Linked DNA regions of Homo sapiens: region 1 is linked to region 2. A link is an interaction called in ENCODE POLR2A ChIA-PET data of the cell type or tissue named here. Cell type or tissue: K562. All regions are shown on one strand. Links, peaks and the distances in the headings refer to the core of each region. The heading gives the core; the rest is flanking DNA. Region 1 overlaps LINC01344 (long intergenic non-protein coding RNA 1344). Region 2 has its middle 25 kb from the start of LINC01344.

Region 1 (8,529 bases), core at 1,963-6,962, 89 kb before region 2:
CCTGAAGAACTGAGGTTTAGTCCTGTATACAGTTGTTTTGGTCAGAGATGTATCAGCCAGTAACAGGCAGGTGGAGTGGTTCTCTGAAGAAAAATCTCCACTGTTAGAGGAAGAAGTTTCCAACGCCAAGCATAAGGAATCTACAAGATGTGGAAGAAGCACTGAGCAATGTAGAAGTTTCCAGAATTGAGAAAGTGAAGGTTCAAGCAAGGGGTAAGACCGCCATTGTGAAGAGACAGTACAGCCACTGAGAAGAAAGTTGTGGGACTAGGCTGGGTGCAGTGGTTTGTGCCTATAATCCCAGCACTTTGGAAGGCCAAGGCAGGAACATTGCTTGAGCCCAGGAGTTTGAGGCCAGTCTTGACAACATGTGAAATCTTGTCTCTACAAAACATAAACAAAATTAGCCGGGTGTGGTGGTACGCACCTGTGGTCCCAGCTTCTTGGGAGCCTGAGTGGGAGGACAGCTTGAGCCCCAGATGTTGAGATTGCATGCAGTGAGCCTAGAAGGAGCCACTGCGCTCCAGCCTGAGCATGAGATAAAGACCCCGGCTCTACAAAAAAAAACAAAAAAGAGAGAGAAGAACAAGAAAAGCTGTGGCACTTGAGGAAACACTACTCCTGCTTTGGAGAATAAGTGCCTAATTTGTTATCTCACTTCTAGACTCAGAGCTCTTGACATCAGGAACCTATGCTACCATTAATATGTAAATGTTGGGCGAATGTCTGGAACATAGTAGGTACTCAATAAATGTTTGCTAAGCTGATTAGAATCAAAATAAGCAAATCAAACTTAAAAACTAGTCAGTATAAAAATCAGGGTTCTCTGTAGGAACTCAGATTGCTGACCACCAAAATTTCTCTTACTTCCCTCTTGAATTAGTCTGACACTTGTTCAGGTTCTCTGAACAAGTAATGTTGTCTAATAAACTAGCTTCTAGACAGATGTGGCTATTTAAGTTAATTAAAATTAAATGAAATTGAAAATTCAGTTCCTCAGTCACACTGGCCACCTTTCAAATGCACAATACCCTCATGTGGCTAGTGGCTACCACACTGAACAGCAGCAATTCTAGAACATTCCCATCACTGCACAACGTTCTATTGGGCAGCACTGGTCTAGAGTGTCGAAGAGAGCCTTCACATCTGATTCAGCCTTCTGAAGAAAGACATTTTGGATTTAGGAGCACATGAAGAGAATGGGGAGTTTTTAGGGCATTCAGGCAGGTTTTATAAACTTCTTCCGCTGAAGCTCAACTCCTTCCTGGAAAAAGAGGAATGAGAAGGAAATGGAAAAAGGACAGAGCTGACAAACATTTTCTATAAAGAATCAGATAATAGCTGGGCACGGTGGCTCAGGCCTGTAATCCCAGCACTTTGGGAGGCCAAGGTGGGTGGATCACCTGAGGTCAGGAGTTCGAGACCAGCCTGGCCAAAATGGTGAAACCCCTTCTCTAGTATTTTTATAAAAATACAAAATTAGCCAGCTGTGGTGGCACATGCCTGTAGTCCCAGCTACTCTGGAGGCTGAGACAGGAGAATTGCTTGAACCCAGGAGGCAGAGGTTGCAATGAGCTGAGATCACACCACTGCACTCCAGCCTGGGCGAGACACAGCGAGACTCCATCTCAAAAAAAAAAAAAAAAAAAAAAGAATCAGATAATAAATATTTTAGGCCTTAAAGGCTAAGAAACAAAATCAAGGCAAGGTGTGGTGGCTCACGCCTGTAATTCCAGCACTTTGGGAGGTCGAGGCGGGCAGATCACCTGAGATCGGGAGTTCGAGAACAGCCTAACCAACATGGAGAAACCCCATCTCTACTAAAAATACATGCATAGTGGCACATGCCTATAATCCCAGCTACTTGGAAGGCTGAGGCAGGAGAATCGCTTGAACCCAGGAGGCGGAGGTTGCGGTGAGCCGAGATCGTGCCATTGCACTCTAGCCTGGGCAACAAGAGTGGAAACTCCGTCTCAAAAAAAAAAAAAAAAAAAAGAAAAGAAACAAACTCAAAGAGATTCTTTAAATACTTATATAGCAAAGGAGAAAAGAAATTTCCACAAACTTTTATTGATGACATTCAAAACTTTAGGAACACTGAAATTTGAATTTATATAATTTTCACATCATTAAATACTATAGTTGTTTTGATTATTTTCAACCATTTCAAAAGGTAAAAACCATTCAAAGCTCATGGGTTGCATCATAACAGGCAGTGGGCCAGATTTGGCCTGCAGGTATAGCTTGCTACTTGGCATGCTAGACCATGCAGAAAAAACACCACGCAACATGACTGGCTGGCTTCTTTTAGGAGCCAATTTTCAGGAGTGATATGCAAATCGGATGGGAAGCTTGTGCAGAGTATATTGAAAGTCTCCCTCGAGAAGCAGGAATGAGGCCGGGCACGGTGGCTCACACCTGTAATCCCAACAGTTTGGGAGGCTGAGGAGGGAGAATCACTTGAGGTCAGGAGTTTGAGACTAGCCTGGCCAACACGGTGAAACCCTGTCTCTACTAAAAATACAAAAATTAGCTGGGCATGGTGGCACACACCTGTAATCCCAGCTACTCTGGAGGCTGAGGCACAAGAATTGCTTGAACCCGGGAGGCATAGGTTGTAGTGAGCCGAGATAGCGCCATTGCACTCCAGCCTGGGCAACAGAGCCAGACTCTGATGAAAAAAAAAGGAAGAAGAAGGAATGACATCAAGTCCCCTCTAGAGTCGGGAATGGTCACTCAAGATAGAGATGATTCTGCTTTCTCAATCCAATGTAAGTTCTTTAGAGAGAGGAGCCACTGAGACCTAAAGAAACAAAAGAATCGTCCCCTCAGTCATTCAAACCTGCTACTGAAGCTATGGGACTTCTCAGAAGAATCCTCAAAGATAAGACCAGCGTGGGATGGCCATAGGCCCCCACAAGCTGTGATGCTAGAGAGAGTGACTATTTTCCCTGATTTCACAGCCAGCCACCTGCTTAGCCTGAAAGGAATACCCAGAGGGAGTCAAAGGAAGGTGATGGAGTTGGGAGAAAGAAGGCAGAACTTGGGCCACATCTGCATGGGGAAAAAAAAGAGAGGAAGCTGGGCATAGCAGCTCATACCTATAATCCCAAAACTTTGGGAGGCCGAGGTGGGAGGATCACTTGAGCCAGGAGTTGAGACAACTTGAGACCAGCCTGGGCAACATAGTGAGACCCATCTCTACAAAACAACAAAAACAAATTAGCTGAACATAGTGACACACACCTGTAGTTCCAGCTACCCAAGAGGCTGAGGTGGGAGGATCACTTGAGCTCAGGAGTTTGAGGCTGCAGTGAGTCATGATCATGCCACTGCACTCCAGCCTGAGTGACAGAGCAAGACTGTCTCAAAAAAAAAAAAAAAAAAAAAAAAATTCCCGGAGAAGGGTGATATACAAATGTGAGAGAGAGAAGAGGTGAAGAAGTTAAGGCAACTTTTAGGCAGGTGCAAGAATTGAGGAGCACTGTTTAAAGAGCATTCGCTAGGAGTTAGGCTGCCAAGATGTTCTTTGTCTTGACCCTATATATAGTTCACATCATTTTAGTACCATCTTTCCCCATATTTAAAAAAGAGATAATGATACTTCTTATATTTGCAAAAAAAAAAAAAAAAAAACAAGTGAACTTCTTTGGAAGGTTAATAAATCTTTCACATTGGTTTAGTTTGTAACCCAATTTTTTCCATTTTTCCCACTCCTGTTCCCCTATGAAGTCATTTAAATCTTCACACCAAAATGGAATTGCAGCTGCCTTCTCTGAGCACTCGGGGTAACTGCATGTACTTTTCTTCTTAAGTTTTATTTTAGGTTCAGGGGTACATGTGAAGGTTTGTTATATAACTAAACTCGTGGCATGGGGGTTTGTTGTACAGGTTATTTCACCACCCAGTATTAAACCCTGTACCCGATAGTTATCTTTTCCGCTCCTCTCCCTCCTCCCACCCTCCACCCTCTAGTAGACCCCAGTGTCTATTGTTCCCCTCTTTGCGTTCATGAATTCTCATCATTTAGCTCCTAATTATTAGTGAGAACATGAGGTGTTTGGTTTTCTGTTCCTGCGTTAGTTTGCTATTTCCAGTGCTTTTCTGTGTCTGCCTTCCCCACAAAACTGGAAACTCCCCCAGGGTGGCCACGGCATCTCATTCCTCCCCGCAACCCCGGGCCCTTGCTGGGTTAGGTTCTGGGATTTAGTAAGCAGTGAAATGTTTGCTAAAGGAATGAATGAACCCCTGGGCATTCCATTTATTACCTCAAGGTATCCCCTCACTAAAGCTTTGAGTTAGATAATACTTTGGGAAAACAACAGGGAGTGAATGATGAGGACTGTCTGAATATATGTCCTGCTTAAAGCATTTTTTTTTTAAATCTTAAAATACAACTGTAAACAAAATTTCAACCTATGAACTTCTAGGTTATAACTTCTGAAAGGTAGGTACTGTCATTCCCATTTACCAAGCGAGAAACCTAAGACTAACTTTCTTGCAGTCACATTGAAAGTTTCTGACTCAGAACAAGCATCCTGGCTTTTAGTCTTAGCTCACAGATTTCCTCTCAAAAGTGTGGCTCTTTTATGAGCGCTTAGCTGTGAGAGAATGAGCAGTCAGTCGGTGGTAAGAACAAGTAATTCATGAACCTTTCCAGAGGATCAGTAAACAGACCTTCGCCGCCGCCCCTGCCTTCCTGCACTCCGCCCTTTGACAATGTTTGCGTCCCATCCTAAGGTCTCCAGGGTGGAACCTGCCCAGATGGTGTGAGAGGAGGAGCTTAGTTAAGCAAGAGGCATGTATAATGAAGCTTCGAGTGAACTAGCTAAGAAGAAACATGCAGGCCAGGCCCGGTGGCTCACGCCTGTAATCCCAAAACTTTGGGAAGCCGAGGCGGGAGGATCACTCGGTCAGGAGATCGAGACCATCCTGGCCAACATGGTGAAACCCTGTCTCTACTAAAAATACAAAAAATTAGCCAGGCGTGGTGGCACATGCCTGTAATCTCAGCTACTATGGAGCCTGAGGCAGGAGAATTGCTAGAACCCGGGAGGCGGAGGTTGCAATGAGCCAAGATCGCACCACTGCACTCCAGCCTGGTGACAGAGCAAGACTCCAGCTCAAAAAAAAAAAAAAAAATAGTAACATGCAGAAGAAAACCCAATGAAGACTGCTATAGAAGTTGTTTGGCATTTCCTAGGTTGGAGAGGGATGGGGTGGAGACCTAGAACTATCATCGTCATAGCTGGTCAGTCCTTGGCTTCACTCCACAGGATTTATCCTTTTTACTGAGGCTGTCCTATCTCCTTGGTACACCTATTAGTCTAGTGGGGACCAGTAGTTCATGTTCCTACATATTTATGCAGGATTAGCAAACTGGTGTGTGTCATTGTCATTAACATCATCATCTCCATCATCACCACCACCACCATTGCCACCATGCCCAGCACCTCATAGTTTACCAAGTGTTTTCGTATTCACCTTCTCACTCTGTGCTGACAACAGCCCTTTGTGGACAGCTCTGTTGTTGTGATCATGTGTACTAAAATCACTGGCTTTTCCTTGGGCCTTCAAATGAGTATTTTCATAGTATGAGAGTAGAGATAGGGTCAGAAAAAGTACTATTAAATAACCTAGGAGAGAAGAACCCTTTATAATACTTTGCCTTTGTGAGTCACTTGGTGGGGGTCACCTATTTAGCACTTCTGCTAGTTTTTTGCTACTAAGGATGCTAACCAAAATAAAAATAAGGACATTAAGAAGATAGATTATAATAACCAGAGTAATTTCCCAAATTCTCCTTTTGAAAAACAAGACTAAGGCCCACTGAGTCAAGTCATATGTGGAATGAAAATGTAATGAAATAATAGTAAATAATAATAGTACTATATATAAATGTTTAGCTCTTTGAAAAGTGCTTTTGTCTAATTTGGCCTCACAACTACTTTCAAGTTATTAAAATAATCATTATCTCCATTTTAAAGATAAAAAAGAATTTCAGTTAAATAACTCATTGATGTAAGAAACAGAACAAAGCTCTAATAGGAAATTTTCTTGCCCATTTAAGAAACTCAAATCAAAGAAATTTTTAAAACAATATCCTTACTTTTACAGTCTATTAATAAACAATTTGACATTAATGCTTGAAATGTGGATTTTATACAATAGTGTGTGTTGAAAGGTTCACAGGATCTTTGTTGAATATAGAGACTCACGGGGTATCATTGAAAATATGCCTTCATTTATCTGGTTTCTGTAGAGCCTGTTTCTGGTGGTTTTTGTATCTTTGCCTCCCACCTCATCCCCAGTCACAACAAGTGTATTTTCTTCTATGGGGACAGGAATCACCTAGTAATAGGTAAAGGTCTGGTTCAGTGGTTTCCCACCTAGACTGCACATTAAATTTTCTGTGGGCTTTTTAAAAAGACAGAAACCTTCTAGTAACCAGAACAGCATGGTCCTGGCATAAAAACAGACACATAGACCAATGGAACAGAATAGAGAACCCAGAAATAAATCCATGCACTTACAGCCAACTCATTTTTGACAAAAACCCCAAGAACATTGGAGAAAGAATGGCCTCATTAATAAATGGTTTTGGGAAAACTGGATATCCATATGCAGAATAATGAAACTAGATCCTCATTTTTACCATATACAAAAATCAACTCAAAATGGATTAAAGACTTAAGTGTAAGACCTTAAACTATAAAACAACTAAAAGAAAAACACTGGGGAGATGGTACAGGACATCGGTTTGAGCAAAGATTTATCTGCATAAGGCCTCAGAAGCACAGGCAATAAAAGCAAAAATGGCCAAATGAGATTACATCAAGCTAAAAAGCTTCTGCACAACAATGGAAACAATCAACAAAGCAAAAAGACAACCTACAGAATGGGAGAAAAATATTTGTAAACTATCCACCCGACAAGGGATTTGTAACCAGAATATAGAAGGAACTCAAACAACTCAATAGCAAAAGACAAATAATCCAATTTGAAAATGGGCAAAAGACCTGAATAGACATTTCTCAAAAGAAGATATACAAATGGCCAACAGGTATAATGCCCAACATCAATCATTAGGGAAATGCAAATCAAAACCACAATGAGATATAATTTCATTCCAGTTAGAATGGCTATTATCAAAAAGACAAAAAATAGGCCTGGCATGGTATCTCACATCTGTAATCCCAGTGCTTTGGGAGGTCAAGGCAGGAGGATCACTTGAGGCCAGGAGTTTGCGGCTGCAGTCAGCTATGATTGCATTAATGCACTCCAGCCTTGCAACAGAGGTAGACCCTGTCTCTAAAAGAATAAAATATTCCAGGTATGGTGGCTCACACCTGTAATCCCAACACTTTGGGAGGCCGAGGTGGGTGGATCACTTGAGTCCAGGAGTTCAAGACCACCCTGGGCAATATGACAAAACACTGTTTCTACAAAAACTTAGGAGGACATGGTGTGTGTGCCTGTATTCCCAGCTACTCAGGTGGCTGAGGCAGGAGAATGGTTTGAGCCTGGGAGGTCAAGGACGCAGTGAGCCATGTTCGTGCCACTGCACTCCATCCTGGGCTACAGAGTGAGAGCCGTCAAAAAAATAATTAATATTAATAAATAAAGAAAAGTTAAAAAATAAATAAAAGAAACAGTGGCAAATGCTGGTAAGGATGTGGAGAAAGAGGAACCCTTGTACGCTGTTGGTGGGAATGTGTGGTAATATAGCCATATAGAAAACAGTATGGAGATTTCTCAAAAAACTAAAAATAGAATTACCATATGATTCAGGAATCCCACTGCTGGGTATATATCCAAAAGAATGGAAATCAGTATATCAAAGTCATATGTGCACTCCCATATTTATTGCAGCACTATTCACAAGAGCCAAGATATGGAATCAACCTGTGTCCATCAATGGATAAATGGATAAAGAAAATATGGCATATATGCACAAGGAAATATTATTCAGCCATAAAAAAGAATGAAATCCTGTCACTTGCAGCAACACAGATGGAACTGGAAGTCATTATGTTATGCAAAATAAGCCAGGCACAGAAAGACAAATACTGCATATTTTCATTCATATGTAAGGGCTAAAAAAGTGGATCTGATAGAGGTAGAGAGTAGAATCATGGTTACCGGAGGCTGGAAAGGAAAGTAGGGAGGGGAAATAAAGAGAAGATGGTTAAGGGGTACAAATATACAATTATGAGGAATAACTTCTGGTACTTGATAGTACAGTAGAGAGATTATAGTTAACTATAATTTATTACATATTTCAAAATAGAAGAATTATAATGGTCCCAACCCAAAGAAAAGATAACTATTTGAGTGATAGACATCCCAAATACCCTGATTTGCTCATTATACATTGTGTACAGGTATCAGAATATCACATGGTCCCCAAAATTACATGTACAACGATTCAACTATTGTTATAGCAGTAGGTAGTTAGGCAGACATGAGAAGGGCAGGACAAGGTGCCCCCTCACTTCCCCCTGCACCAGGAATGTCAGGTGACCATCA
Region 2 (8,529 bases), core at 1,616-6,615:
GTGTGTGTGTGTGTATCAGAGTGTTTTTCATGTTTACATGAAGTTTCCATCCAAAACAAAACAAAATTTCTCCCATTAAAGAGAAAAGGTCCCCAAAGGCAGTGCTTCTCTAAATATGTGCCTCAGGATATGTGATGAGCAAAAATGCTCTTTGGTTTTATATCAAAAGACAGTTTAGGGCTCACGCCTTAATCCCAACACTTTGGGAGGCTAAGGCGGTGGATCACTTGAGTCCAGCAGTTCGAGACCAGCCTGGGCAGCATGGCAAGACCCTGTTTCTACAAAAAATAAAAAAAAAAATCTCAACTACTCAGAGGTTGAGGTGGAAGGATCACCTGAGCCTGGGGAGATTGAGGCTGCAGTGAGCTGTGATCATGCCACTGCACTCCAGCCTGGGTGACAGAGTGAGATCCTGTCTCAAAAAAGAAAGAAAAAAGAAAGAAAGAGAGAAAAAGAGAGAGAGAGAAAGAGACAGAGGAAGGAAGGAAGGAAGGAAGGAGGGAAAGAAGGAAGGAGGAGCTTAACAGCATTTTTCTTTTTGAGGGACTCACTCTGTTGCCCGAGCTGAGTGCTGTGGCATGATCATGGTTTACTGAAGCCTCGACTTCCTGGGCTCAAGCAATCTTCTTGCCTCAGCCTCCCAAGTAGCTGGAAGGTGCTCACCACTATGTCCAGCTAATTTTTTATTATTTGTAGAGACAGGGTCTCACTATGTTGCCCAGGATGGAGCTTAACTGTCTTAAACTGATTTCTGGACTATGAGACTTTGCAGGTATGTACTGTGAGCCTCCAAGTAATGGATACGGCTTTCGGTATCACTGAATTTCACTGGACCATGGAACGCTTTCATCTTGCTGTTAATTATGGAACTAATGCTCTTCAGAATATACTCTGGGAAAAGCTGTCTTTGGATGAGGATAAGAATTTCTTCTTTTCCCATTTCCTAATCTCTGATTTATTAATTACTCTTTTGGAATTGTGGAAGCAGGACTTGATTTAGAAACACAGGTCACCACAGCAACTTGAGAATCTGTTGGATGTTCAGTTTGGGAGCCTAAGAATCATTTTCTAAGCTTTTCTTATTCTGGTAGCTGAAGAAGAATAGACTTATTTGTCCACAACTTCCTCATCAGAAAAGCAGCCTTTGAGCTGGATGTGGTGGCTCATACCTATAATCTCAACATGTTGGGAGGCCCAGGCAGAAGGATTGCTTGAGGCCAGGAGTTCGAGACCAGTCTGGGCAACATAATGAGATCTCATCTCTACAAGAAAAAAAAAAAAAAAAAGCAGGGGGGTCCAGTCACTGAGCCACCACCGAGGACTCAGCAGCCTCCCTTTTGAGCCCCCTCACTTCCTGACATTCCGTCCCGGCTGCCTGCCTTCTCCCGCCACCGCTGCCTTCCGCAGGCCGTTTCCACCGAGGAAAAGGAATCGTATTGTAAGTTCGCTATCCAGAACCTCCACTCTTTCGACCCCTTTGCTGATGCAAGTAAGGGTGATGACCTGCTTCCTGCTGGCACTGAGGATTATATCCATATAAGAATTCAACAGAGAAATGGCAGGAAGACCCTTACTACTGTCCAAGGGATTGCTGATGATTATGATAAAAAGAAACTAGTGAAGGCATTTAAGAATTTTGCCTGCAATGGTACTGTAATTGAGCATCCAGAGTATGGAGAAGTAATTCAGCCTCAGGGTGACCAATGCAATAACATATGCCAGTTCCTCGTAGAGCTTGGACTGGCTAAGGACGATCAGCTGAAGGTTCATGTGTTTTAAGTGCCTGTGGCTCACTGAAGCTTAAGTGAGGATTTCCTTGCACTGAGTAGAATTTCCCTTCTGTCCCTTGTCACAACTTGGAAAACCTCCACAGCTTATGTAATGTAACCGTTTGGGGTCTGCTCTTAACTTGGACTAGTGTAACTCCTTCATGCAATAAACTGAAAAGAGCCAAAAAAAAAGTGTCGGGGAGCAGTCTTTTATCTCAGAAACCCAAGATCTCCAAGAGGAAAGAGACCTTAGCATTGTCCTGAAGCCCGTTACTTTTTCCAAGTACCTTTGAGACCAACTCATTTGAACTTCCTCCTCTCGGACTCCTCTCTACAACTTCTCTCTACAACTTACCAGTGGATATACTTTAATGGGATACAGATGGGGTTTTAATTTTATGCAGTGGCTCTCAAAGTGCAGTTCCCAGACAAGAAGCATCAGCAGCACCTGGAAACTTGTTAGAACTGCCCTACTCCCAGATAAGAAGAATCTGAAACTCTGGGAACAAAGACTGAGCAATCTTATTTTAAAAAGCCTTCCAGGTGATTCTGTTGCATGTTAAAGCTTGAGAGCCCCTGGCCTTGAGAAATCCTCTTTTACATTTTCATTTATTCATTCTGCAAATATTTGCTGAAGACTGAGGCTAGAGTAGTGTTCAAGACAAACAAGGTCCTTAACCAAAGGAACTAAACAATAAACAATAAACAAACACCGAAATGAGATTGTTAAAGTTAGGGTGGTAGGCAAAATGAATGAGGGAGGACAATTTAAATAGAGAAGTCCATGAGAGCTTCTCAGAGGAGGTGACATCTGAGCTGAGACCTGAAGAAGCAGAACGAGCCATCCTTTTAAGGAGCGGGAGAAAAGGCATTCAGATGGGAAGAACAGCAGTGTCAAAGCCCCTGAGATGAGAAAGGGTCGAAGGTATTGGAGGATGAGAGACAGGCCAGAGAGTAGGAATAAATTAGTCTGGAAGATGCAGATTCCCACACACCCCATCCAATGAGCTATTTATTCAGCAGGTTCAAGAATCTGCATTTTCACAAGCTCTTAAGAAATTCTGATGCCCACTGAAATTTGAAAGCCACTGTCCTGGCCGGGCACAGTGGCTCACGCCTGTAATCCCAGCACTTTGGGAGGCCAAGGGGGGCAGATGGTCTGAGGTCAGAAATTTGAGACCAGCCTGGCCAACATGGTGAAACCCCGTCTTTACAGAAATACGAAAATTAGCTGGGCGTGGTGGCAGATGTCTGTAATCCCAGCTACTCAGGAGGCTGAGACACGAGAATTGTTTGAGCCCAGGAGGCAGAGGTTGCAGTGAGCCGAGATAGCTCCACTGCACTCCAGCCTGGGCGATAGAGCGAAACTCAGTCTCAAAAAAAAAAAAAAAGAAAGAAAAGAAAAGAAAAGAAAGAAAACCACTGTCCCCCTAAAGTCACACAGCTATAGCATGTCAGAGCCGAAGGGGCAGCACAACTAAGACATGTAAAACTGCAGATCAGGCTTCATGCTTAGCAAGTGGAAACCTGATATTATGGACTCTGTCCAGTGCCCTTGTCACTAAGAAAATGTGCCCAGAGATCAGCACTGGGCCCAACCTTGCGGGATTTCCTCAGTTGGTCAGTCAGTGAAGTTTGCTACTGGGCTTCCCTGAGGGAGATTCACTGTGTGTCCACACCCCACACGCCTGCAGACATTTGTCCAGAGAGAGAACATGCGTGCTAAACATTGTGATCCCTAGATGACCCCTCTGGCTCCCCAAAGAGATCTAGCTGGAGAGCAAAACAGCAAGCAAAGTGGACCATAGCCAACGTGGACCTAAATTTGAACAAGCTGGGGGAGTAGCCTCGGCCTGGACTGTGACATGGGGAGGAGGGTATCACTTCCTGAGTTCCTGCTCAGAGCAGGGGAGGATCCCTATCTCTTGGCAGATGCTCCATAAACGGCAGTTGAATGTTGAAAGAAGGATTAACAAAGGACTGAAGCAGTTGGGTATGCGGGACTGTGAGAGGTAAAGGGTTTCTCTGTGTAGATTAGATCGTCAGGTCCTCAAAGAGAACAGAACACTTAGTCCACCCACCTTTCCACCACACGTGCCCAGCAAGAGCCTTAGCATTAGCCTCTTGTGTGATTTCATGGTCCCTAACACTGTTTTCCAGGTGCTAGGCAGCTGTGCCAATTCTAGGGTGTAATCAAAGAATGAGACAAAGCTGCAGAGAATGAAGGCACTTTTACTTAGATTAAGTTTGCTAACTGTGTTGCACTGTATAATTTTTCAAGCATTTTTGCTTCTATTAGCTCATAATTCTGCCTGGAAAGCTCTTCCCTGTTTGATGGGCTGGTGCTTTCTCAGCTTACAGAAGGAAGCTTTTATTATTATTATTATTTTTATTTTTTGAGATGGAGTCTCACTCTGTTGCCCAGGCTGGAGTGCAGTGATACAATCTCGGCTCACTGCCTCCCAGGTTCAAGTGATTATCCTGCCTCAACCTCCCAAGTAGCTGGGCTTACAGATGCCCACCACCACGCCAGACTAATTTTTGTATTTTTAGTAGAGACAGGATTTCACCAAGTTGGCCAGGCTGATGACGAACTCCTGACCTCAGGTGATCCGCCCGCCTCGGCATCCCAAAGTGCTGGGATTACAGGCATGAGCCACTGGGCCTAGCCTAAGGAGTCTTAAATAATTATCACTTCCTCCAAGTTAATCTGTTTCATCATTCTGCTTATCTCCCTCAGAGCACGCATCATAGTTGGTGGCTATCTTATTTAACCGTTTCCTCGTTGACTATCTCCCCACTGTGGAATGGGGAGGCTCCGTAAGGGCAGGGATTACTGCCATCTTGTTCAGCACCATACCCCACCACTAGGAAGAGCTGGTTCCATTAATGAATGGAACGAGTAACAATTCAAAAGCAGGTGATAGTCAGTCGAGTCCCCGAGGCACAGAGAGAAAGAGTGAGCTGCCTAACAATTCAAAAGCAGATGATAGTCAGTCGAGTCCCTGAGGCACAGAGAGAAAGAGTGAGCTGCCTAACCCCTAATGCCAGGTTAGTGGCAGAACCTGTGCTAGAATTTGGGGCCTTCTGGCCCCTAGTACCATAGTCAGGAGGATGCTGCCCCTGTCCTGGAAGGGAGAGGAGAGACAATCGCATACCTACAGGGGAGGGAAATGAGAGACAGCAAGACACCAAAATCAGCCTGTCTGTCCTCTCTATAGACAGTATCCCCAACCCATGGGTTTCCTACTGTGTGATGAGAACCTCAAGCCAAGGAGACAGAATTTGTATTACCATTGAGTTAAAACCTTTGAGCACATCCTCTTACACCAGTACCACTCACTGCCTGAGCCTTGCCAGAACCCAGAGGTGAGGACTCGGGTCAGTGGGACTGTCTTAGTCTGCTCAGGCTGCTACAACAAAATATGGGATGGGCAGCTTTAATAACAGACATTTATCTCCCACAGTTCTGGAGGTGAGAAGTCCGAGACCAGGGGCCAGCATGGTCAGGTACGGGTGAGGGCTCTCTTCCTGACTTGCAGACAGCTGCCTTGTCACCATACATCTTCCTCTTTGGAAGATGTCTCTTATCCTCGTAGAGGGCACTAATCCCGTCATGGGGCCTCGCCTTCATAACCTTATCTAAACCTAATCACCTCCCAAAGGTCCCACCATCCAACACAATCACATTGCGGGTTGGGGCTTTAACATACGAATTTGGAGGGGGACAGAAACATTCACTCCATAACAGGGACCCAGAAGGTGGCAGCCCCAGAGCAAAGGGTTGCTGAATGTGAACCTTCTGTGATCTTCAGCCAAAGCTGAGAAGGGGAGGTAAAAGGAAATGAGCAAGGAAGATGGAGAATTCTACCCATGGGTTAGTTTACAACAGTTCCAGGACAGTTCCCATGGGCTTGCTGGGCTCACCAGGCTCCACTGGGAAATGAAGGCCACTCAGCTGGACCCCATTAGCAGGCCTAGATTTCCATTCCAGTTTGCCGCTGACCTGGTGCGGGCTAGCATGCTGCCCGAGGCTGGGAAAGAGTGAGGGACAATCTCGGCACTGAGTCACCCAGCTCAGCAACCAGGAAGCTTACATAACAAGATGGATTCCACGTGTTTGTACATCAGGCTCAGGCTACGGGGCAGTCAGGAAAAGGGTGAGCTTGGGGACCACAGGAGGGAATGGGAGGTGGTTTTGAGCACCCTGGTGCTGCATCTGTCTGTGCCAGGAAGTCGCTGTGGACTCAGGAGACTGTGAGAGGGCACCTGACGTGGCAGAGCCCCTAGAGATTACAGATACAGACTGAAGAGAACAACATAGAACATTAGCTTTAAATCAGTATTACACAATTCTCATGCACCCTGTCCTCAAGGCTGGGGAATGTTAAATAGCCAAGTAAAAAGAAACACGGGAGGCAAATGAGTAAGAGACTTAGTAAAAACCTGAACTCCTGGACTAAGATTTGTCTTCAGGGTATTGTTACTGCCACAGAGATAGCAATCACAGTGACATTGGAACGATGTTTGTTGGGTAGGGAAACAGTCTGTGGGCTAGAAAAATGTGAGTGGGCAGCTGTTTGAACTTCACTGCAAAGCTCTTTTCAGACATGACCCTTTACAGATGAAAATGAGGAGACAGGCCATGTTAGGAGACTTTCCTGGGAATTGGTGGAAAGGGGGCATCCTTCCTTTCAAGTCTTTTTCCACCCTAGCTTTTTTTATCTGCAACCTCTGCCTCCTGGGTTCCAGTGATCCAATCACTTCCAAGAAAGCAACCCCCAAACCCCCCTACCCCACACATACTTCGGTAACATGGCCTAGAGAAGTTGTCTACAAATAAAATAAGCCCTTCTTTCCCATCCAAAAACTATTTCTTTCATGTATATTTTTTAATGTGCATACAATTTCTCAGCCTCTTGGCACAAAGGAAGTGATAGGCTGTTGTACTATTTCTGCTCTGCGTAGAGTGAGAAGTGCTTTCTTCTCTAGAGGGAGAGATTTCAATCAGAATTCTAGATCACCCTGGGTCATCTACTTGCCTCCTTTTTTTTTTTTTTTTTCTTTTGAGACAGAGTCTCACTCTGTGGAGTGCAGTGGCACAATCTTGGCTCACTGCAACCTCCACCTCCCAGGTTCAAGTGATTCTTCTGCCTCAGCCTCCTGAGTAGCTGGGACTACAGGTGTGCACCACCACACCTGGCTGATTTTTGTATTTTTAGTAGAGATGGGGTTTGTCATGTTGGTCAGGCTGGTCTCAAACTCCTGACCTCAAGTGATCTGCCCACCTCAGCCTCCCAAAATGCTGGGATTACAGGCATGAGCCACCACACCCGGCCCTACCTGCCTCCTTGAGCCTATTTCCTCCTCTGTAAAATGGGGTGATTGTAGTATGTAACTTCACAGGGTCTCTGAAAGCTAAAGGAGATTGAGATCTTTGGATACTCAAAAGCCCTGGACAAATATTTATAAGTTTACAAGGGTTTTTGTTTGTGTGCTTGTTTTTGTTTTTGAGACCGGGTCTTACTCTGTTGCCCAGGCTGGAGTGCAGTGGTGCTATCATGGCTTACTACAGCCTTGACCTCCCAGGCTCAAGTGATCCTCCTGCCTCAGCCTCCAGAGTAGCTGGGACTCTAGGCACACACCACCATGCCTGGCTGGGTTATTTTAACAGTTGGAAATATTAAAATTATTTCTAAATAAAATTGTGAAGAAGGTATCAGAAAGTGAAAAGGAGATTATGTTTTATCTTGCAGGGATAATAAAAGGACAGTGTTTTTGTTTTTACTGACTGTTTTTTTTTTTCTTGTCTGACAAACACAAAAAGAATCTGATTAAAGCCATAGCCAAACTCTCCAATGGGGGAAAAAAAAGATATTTTTCAAATGCCCATACAATTTCAGAGGGATCATGGGTACTCTGAGGGTCACTAGGGATCTGAAAATAAAAGTCCTATTATGTAAAGGATTTGTGCCCATAATAAGTCCATGCCTGCCTCTTGGGCATCTTCAGGGAACAAGGAGGAAGAGAAGAAGTCATCACTGAAAATCTTGTGACACAAATAGGTCACCCCTAGGGGACAAATACTCTAACACGCTTTTTTTTTTTTTTTTTAACAGAGGCCAAAGATGACTTTTGGGGACTGAAAGTGGGTTGTTTGCTTTGTTTGCTTAGTGAAAGGCTGGAGCTGGAATGGGAGTGTTCACTGCTCCCAGATCAGGGCTCCCTGGCTGGACATGCCTTCTAGCCCATTGACAGGAGGGTCTGTCAGGACCTGTGGGTGCTGAGGAGCCAAGCTCCATGCACAGTGAGGCTGAGAGAACTAAGGCTGAACGCCAAAGAGGGAGTAGAGAAAATACAGGCCGGGTATGGTGGCTCATGCCTGTAATCCCAACACTTTGGGAGGCCAAGGCAGGCGAATCACCTGAGGTCAGGAGTTCGAGACCAGCCTGGCCAACATGGCAAAACCCTGTCTCTACTAAAAATACAAAAAATTAGCCAGGCGTGGTGGTGGGCACCTGTAATCCCAGCTACTTGTGAAGCTGAGGCAGGAGACTCACTGGAACCCGGGAGGCAGAGGTTGCAGTGAGCCGAAGTCATGCCACTGCACTCCAGCCTAGGCGACAGAGCAAGATTCCGTCTCAAAAAAAAAAGAAAAAAGAAAAAAGAAAGAAAATACAGGCCATTTTTCCAACACCAGATGCCCAGATGCCTTTGCTCTCCTTTCTTTGAAGCACAATACAGAAATTGTGGTGTGCAA

What was found. Peaks named below come from ENCODE experiments on the same cell type or tissue, not always from the same donor. Only the 100,000 strongest peaks of a DNase experiment are listed, where the experiment ranks them.
Region 1: POLR2A ChIA-PET joins it to region 2 with 5 read pairs; 3 of 35 experiments call an interaction of 5 or more read pairs at or near these places.

Annotation. Positions count from the first base shown.
Region 1 is chr1:182,244,746-182,253,274 of GRCh38, forward strand. The region is part of intron 2 of LINC01344 (long intergenic non-protein coding RNA 1344); the gene reads right to left. Among named protein-coding and RNA genes, the nearest start is that of LINC01344, 65 kb to the right of the region's middle. RefSeq lists an enhancer at 4,467-4,968 and a silencer at 4,523-4,722. In K562, for the core only: no CTCF peak of the experiment used is centred there; a DNase peak (open chromatin) is centred at 4,746.
Region 2 is chr1:182,334,562-182,343,090 of GRCh38, forward strand. It overlaps the pseudogene EIF1P3. Among named protein-coding and RNA genes, the nearest start is that of LINC01344, 25 kb to the left of the region's middle. RefSeq lists an enhancer at 2,749-3,384 and cis regulatory regions at 3,391-3,938, 4,470-4,762. In K562, for the core only: a CTCF peak has its summit at 4,629; DNase peaks (open chromatin) are centred at 3,660 and 4,600; H3K4me3 peaks cover 145 bases.